2 separate regions of the Homo sapiens genome follow, and region 1 is linked to region 2. Evidence: chromatin contacts called from ENCODE Hi-C or POLR2A ChIA-PET data. All regions are on one chromosome and are shown on one strand. The core of a region is the stretch at or near the end of the contact, and the rest is flanking DNA. Distances in the headings are between cores, read along the strand shown.

Evidence for each region. Hi-C counts contacts between places; a loop is a spot of excess contacts on that map. ChIA-PET counts read pairs that join two places held with the same protein, here RNA polymerase II (POLR2A). Pooled maps may share reads with other maps.
Region 1: a map of CD8-positive, alpha-beta T cell shows a loop between it and region 2 (4-fold over the local background). The contact joins the promoter of LINC00652 here to the promoter of NAA20 in region 2. A Hi-C loop is called at or near these places in 2 of 168 maps with a recorded cell type or tissue (CD8-positive, alpha-beta T cell and naive thymus-derived CD4-positive, alpha-beta T cell) and 12 of 50 pooled maps. POLR2A ChIA-PET finds 5 or more read pairs at or near these places in 2 of 52 experiments (activated CD4-positive, alpha-beta T cell and naive thymus-derived CD4-positive, alpha-beta T cell).

What each region holds. Positions count from the first base shown.
Region 1 is chr20:18,793,328-18,796,027 of GRCh38, reverse strand. LINC00652 (long intergenic non-protein coding RNA 652) reads left to right here and starts at 1,444. Exons shown (of 4, transcript NR_026883.1): 1 at 1,444-1,860; 2 at 2,225-2,363. It overlaps LCDR (lysosome cell death regulator), which reads right to left and starts at 1,979. Exons shown (of 1, transcript NR_026885.1): 1 at 1-1,979. RefSeq lists an enhancer at 1,764-2,303.
Region 2 is chr20:20,015,852-20,018,674 of GRCh38, reverse strand. It overlaps NAA20 (N-alpha-acetyltransferase 20, NatB catalytic subunit), which reads right to left and starts at 1,313. Exons shown (of 6, transcript NM_016100.5): 1 at 1,226-1,313. The coding sequence starts at 1,278. RefSeq lists enhancers at 1-50, 512-1,012, 1,627-1,806 and silencers at 1,067-1,186, 1,237-1,306.

The sequences.
Region 1 (2,700 bases), core at 195-2,694, 1.2 Mb after region 2:
TATATCACAAGTATACTCAACTGGCAATATTTTTTTTAATTAGGTAAAATGTACAAGGTGTATCTTCCCACAAATTAATGAAACTGATTTTGAACAAACAAAATTGACACACAGATACATTTTCTAAGTGATGCACTTTTCCAATGATGTCAGCATTACTCAAAACATTTTTTAGAATATAAACATATAATTGATTTTATAATTGCTGTCAGAAACAAAGGCACATTCTTTTACTGTCCCAGAACATTCAAGATGCTTTCAATTTATTACAAGTACCAAAAGCAGCCACAACTCAAATGGCTCAAGCAGTTAAAGGAATTATTCTTTCCCATAAAAGCGGTCCTGAGGTAGGGCTACAGTGGCTGAACTTCTGCTATGATAAGTATTCAGGGGTTTCCCAGGACACAGCATCAATGCTAAAACTGGCAAAATCCCAATGGACTGATCCCTTCAATGGATGACAGGACCCTCTATGGCTGAAAGACTCTAAAGTTCTTAGTTCTTAGCTGTGACAGGACAGAGAACCGACATGTCCCACCTGCAGCCACACCCATCCCCTTATTATTACTAGATCTTATCAAAAGCTGACTTGAAGAGGAAAAAAGGCCAAAAGACTTCTTTTCTTCACCTAACCGCCGATGCCCTCCTTTTGGTTTTATGGTTCCAACCTGACAGCTACTCTGGGCTACAAAGAGCCCCTTCTTGACAGATGACTGCCAGCTGCAGGCTAGATCAGACTGGTCTCTGGAGATTGCACAGATCGTGAACTTGTGCCCTATGTTTCACCTTTTTGCATTTACAGCCTAATTATAATACATTTAAATGTTAAATCTTCACCCCAGAGTGAACACAGGTCATCCGCTTTTGGATATTCTTCATATGTAAGCCCAGTGCGTGTCTCTAACGAGTTTCCTCCATGAATTTTCATAGGCTTCTCCTGTATGCTACAGAATACGTATATCCTACCTCTCCACCTAGCATAAATACCTACCTTTTCTCCTTCAAAGTATGCTTTATGGCCTCAGGTAGAGGCCTGCTTCCTGCCTGCAAGTTGTAACCTCTTAGAAATAGTTATATTTTGTTTATTTTGATTCTTTTCAGTCGACACATGCAAACAGGAACGAGTTGGCTACTTGAGGGTTGGTTCCTTGTGCATCTCAGTGAGTCTTGAAAAACCCCAGATCCGTCCTTCCTTCCTGCCGCATGTCATCCTAAGGCCAGTGTCTGTCAGGGAGGCAAGGCAGCAGCAGTACTTTTGGGAAACATCCAGAATAACATTAAAAAGCCCCTTTTTCCCCACACGTGTCTTTTATCCAGAGGGTCTGTTTTCCACAAGTTCTTCAGTGATTTCTCCCCAGTCTCATTGGCTGGGATTGGCTTTCACGCCTCTTAACAGGATTGACCATGGTTCATCAAGGGTCAACTTGAAAGCTGAACCCTGCCAACTTTCCCTGAATCTCCTGACTATGGTGGAGGAGTGTGGATCCTGGAACTAAACTGAGGTGATAGGGAGGAAAAGAGAGAAATCAACAGTAAACGCTGCACATCCTCTGTCTGGTAAATGTGCATCACTGATTGTATCCAATCTAGATTCAACCAGAGAGACGGAAGCATTAAGAATGACATAGAATATGGAATTTGCTATAGGGATTTGAGCTTCTACATTTGCGGGAAGGAGCGAGTTGAACACTTAGGAACAGCTGTTGCTGCCGTGTCTGGTGGGGGGCCTGAGAGTGGCAGGACAAGCAGCCTGCCCCAGAAGTGGAAGAAACTGAAAGTGGAGTCCTGAGAGCTGAATCTGCCGCAGGCCCGCGGGCCGCCCGGGAATTAGGAAAGTTAGAGGGGATCCACGCCCACAAGGTAAGCCAGCAGATGGGGACAATTCCCCGGGCTGCGACAGTCCCTAATGTCGGGCACCTACCTTTCAAGCCTACGAGACGACAACACTGCGTCACTTCCGCCTCACGAAGCCCGCATCAGGTCACGTGGCGTGTGCTAACCCCGGAAACCTACAGGCAAGGAATTCTGGGAAACGTAGTTCCCGCTTAGCTAGGTTGACATGGTACAAAGCCACATTACCACGCTAAGTGTGGCTTTGATTTTTAGAAACCGCCTCATGCTAAGTCTAGGGAATACAGTGGTTGAATGGGGTGAGCGCTGACCTTTAGCTATTCTGGAGGAACATGTCACTTTCACTTATTTTCTTTCATGTTTTCCCACCCAGTGCTATGGACTCTGATCGCCCAACCAGAGCAAACCCAGAAGGACAACTCTCCAAGCCTTTCAATCACTCCCACTAACCCGTATTGTGGACACACTATTGTGAGGCCTACTAAGGATGTACTGCTGATGACCTTTTGAAGGTAAGTCAAATGCAGTTAATCCTAAGAGGTTGGTTAGCCCCCTGCATCTTACTGAACACAGTAAATCAAAAGCGCTGTGCCCTTGAGACAAATATGATAAATTCCCTCTGCAGTTTTGAAATGTTTATCAATGCTAAACAAGGTAGGGGGATGTGGGGAGCATGAAAACAGAAAGACAAGGTCTGACAGACACATGGGAGAGATGTCTGTTTCAGAGGCTTAGTTCAAGTGGTTACTGTATTTAGGCTATTTAATTTAAAGGTGGTTACTGTATTTACATACACATCAGAGAAGTCCAAAATTTTAAAGTAAAGATCAGTTTGCAAAGATCTTGTCA
Region 2 (2,823 bases), core at 64-2,563:
AGTCTAAACCCCTCCTGTTTCACCCATTTCTTCCTGACTGCTCAGTGGCAGAAACCAGCCACTAGATTCGCACTGATCCCAGTTGTCTGACCGCACTTCAAGTTTCCCCATTTTCATGCCCCGCTCCTTCTCCGGAACTTCCGTCTTCCTCACTTACCAATGTGTTATCCATCTTCAAGGCTCACCCCCTCTTTGAAATGTTCCCAGCCATCTTATCCCATAGTTCTTTCCATCTTCCTGACACTTGAATCGGAACCACTTTGTCCTTAGTTTTCACATACCGCCCTGTTGTTTTTTTAAAGTGGATCCAGGACTGATAGATGGGAAGGAAGGAGAGATACCAGCGTAGCAAAATGTTAACTGCAGAATCCAGGAAAAGTGTCTATAAAAGCACATGGTGAAATTCCTCCAACTTTTCTAAATGTGTGGGAATCTTCATAATAAAATGTTTTCTTAAAAAAAAAAAATTGGTACCTGCAAATCAGAGGTCTGGCCTTAACTCGAATCCAAAGAAACTGCATCCAGGGCTCTGGGCACAGCGAGCCTCCCCTAAGATCTGCCGTGACTCCTCACAGAGGAAAGGTGTGTACACCGGGGTGCGCAGCTACAGTAACTAAACTTGCAAACACTAACCATGACTGAGACAGCATCTGCTGCAGGGGACGCAGTGATCAGTGTCATTTCATTTGGATACAATTTAACCACGGCCACCAGGTGGGCTTCACGATGTACACATCCCAACAGCTGCTGACCAGCTTCCGATCCTCGCAAGCCCCCTCTGCGGCCTGGCCGTCGGCGGTGCCCTCTGCCCAGAAGAGGCGCGGCCCGGCCACGAACCAGCAAGCAGTAGGGCAGGGCGAGAAGCCCAGGTCGTGGGCTCCAGGCCGCGTCTCCAGCTCGCCCCATCACCCCAGCGCCTCCTGACAGCGACCACGAGCGGAGGCCCGAGCGCTGCCCCAGAACCTGCCAGCTCGCAGGGTCCAGAGACAAAGTTTGAGCACCTCGGCCAAGGTCGCCAAGGCCGGCGTGCGTCGACTCCAGGCCCACCTCTCCCTGGACCCTGTGGCCCCAGGGAGGCGCCCACGTTGGCCGGCGGGGGGTGGTTCTCGCGGGTCCCCGTCCGGGCTTGGGGTCCGGCCGGGAAGGCGCGGCTGGGGCCGGAGCTGGCGGGGCCGGGAAGCGAGGCCCGGCCAAGAGCGGCTGGCCCTAGGCGCGTGTCACTCACATGTTGTTGAAGCGGAACAGGTCGTCGCAGGTAAAGGCCCGTAGCGTGGTCATCGCGCCGCCGCCGCTTCCGAAGACCGTTCGCCAAGACCCCGCGCCCGCCCTGCCGGAAGTCTCCCGGAGCGTGGCCGCCGCGGAACCGAGCGAGACGGGGTACTGCTTCCGGGCTACGAGTTGCTGGGCAACGACAGCAGCAAAGCAGCTTCCTCTGGCGGCCGGCGGCGGGAATTGCCAGGTCGCTCCTGTAAGGCCTCCGGGGCTGTGGCTGCCCAGAACCTCGGAACCCCTCCCAGGCAGCGGCTGCAGAAAGCAGGCGGCGACACCTGGGAAGGAAAGAAGCTGCTGGTGATGCGGAAACCCAAGCAGAAGAGCGGAGTTCGCAGCCACCCGGTGCTGCAGAGTAAATGAGGAATGGGAGAATTTATGACCCAGAATCCCTTGTCCCAGTGTTGCGAGTTGCAGATGTCATCTTAAAATGTCAATACCACGTTTAAAAACAAAAAGAAGGCCGGGCGCGGTGGCTCACGCCTGTAATCCCAACACTGGGAGGCCAAGGCGGGCAGATCACTTGAGTTCAGCAGTTCGAGACCAACCTGGCCAACATGGCGAAACCCCCTCTCTACTAAAAAAAAAAAAAAAAGGAAAGAAATAAAAATTAGCTGGGCGTGGTGGCACGCGCCTCTAATCCCAGCTACTTGGAGGCTGAGGCAGGAGAATCGCTTGAACCCAGGAGGCGGAGGTTGCAGTGAGCCGAGATCTCGCCACTGCACTCCAGCCTGGGCGACAGAGCTAGACTTGGTCTCAAAAATAAATAATAAATAAATAAAAGCAAAACGAAATGTAAAATTGATTTTGATAGTACGCTTTATTTTACCCATTTATTTTTCCTATTTGGGAAAAATATTTTTCCCTGACCCCACTTTATTATACCCGAAATATCATTTCAACATGTAACCAATCAATACTCAACATGTAATCAATCAATAAAAAAAGGAATGTGATATGTTACATTCTTTTTTGCAAAGACTTTGAAATCCGGTGTGTATTTTACATTTGCAGTGCATTTCAATCTGAGAGAGCAGCTGTCATCGGAAATGCTTGTTCTCTATTTAGATTTCATCAATGTATGGTTAAAAAGCAGATTCTCATATCCAAGCGGTTCCAAATATACTGTTTTCAAATCGCTGAACCAAACATCAGTTTTTAAATTTAAAGTAGTTAAAATTAAAAGTTAAAAATTCCTTTATTCAGACCAGACACAGTGGCTCACACCTGTAATCCCAGCTACTTGGGAGGCTGAGGTGGGAGGATCATTTGAGCCCGGGAGGTAGAGGTTGCTCTGAGACATGATTGCACCACTGCACTCCAGCCTGGGTGACACACCAAGACCCTGTCTCAAAAAGATAAGATAAAGAGAGATAAAATACATAAAGCAAGCAGGAATGCTGAAATGTATTTACACATGAGTGTTAAACTGGTCAATATCCACAGAGCTGTAATCACTGTCTCTCCTGGGCACTGTATAACACTATGCATTTGTATTTTATGGACAAGAAAAATTTTCATTACTATCAATTTTCCTCAGCTTACAAATTTGTA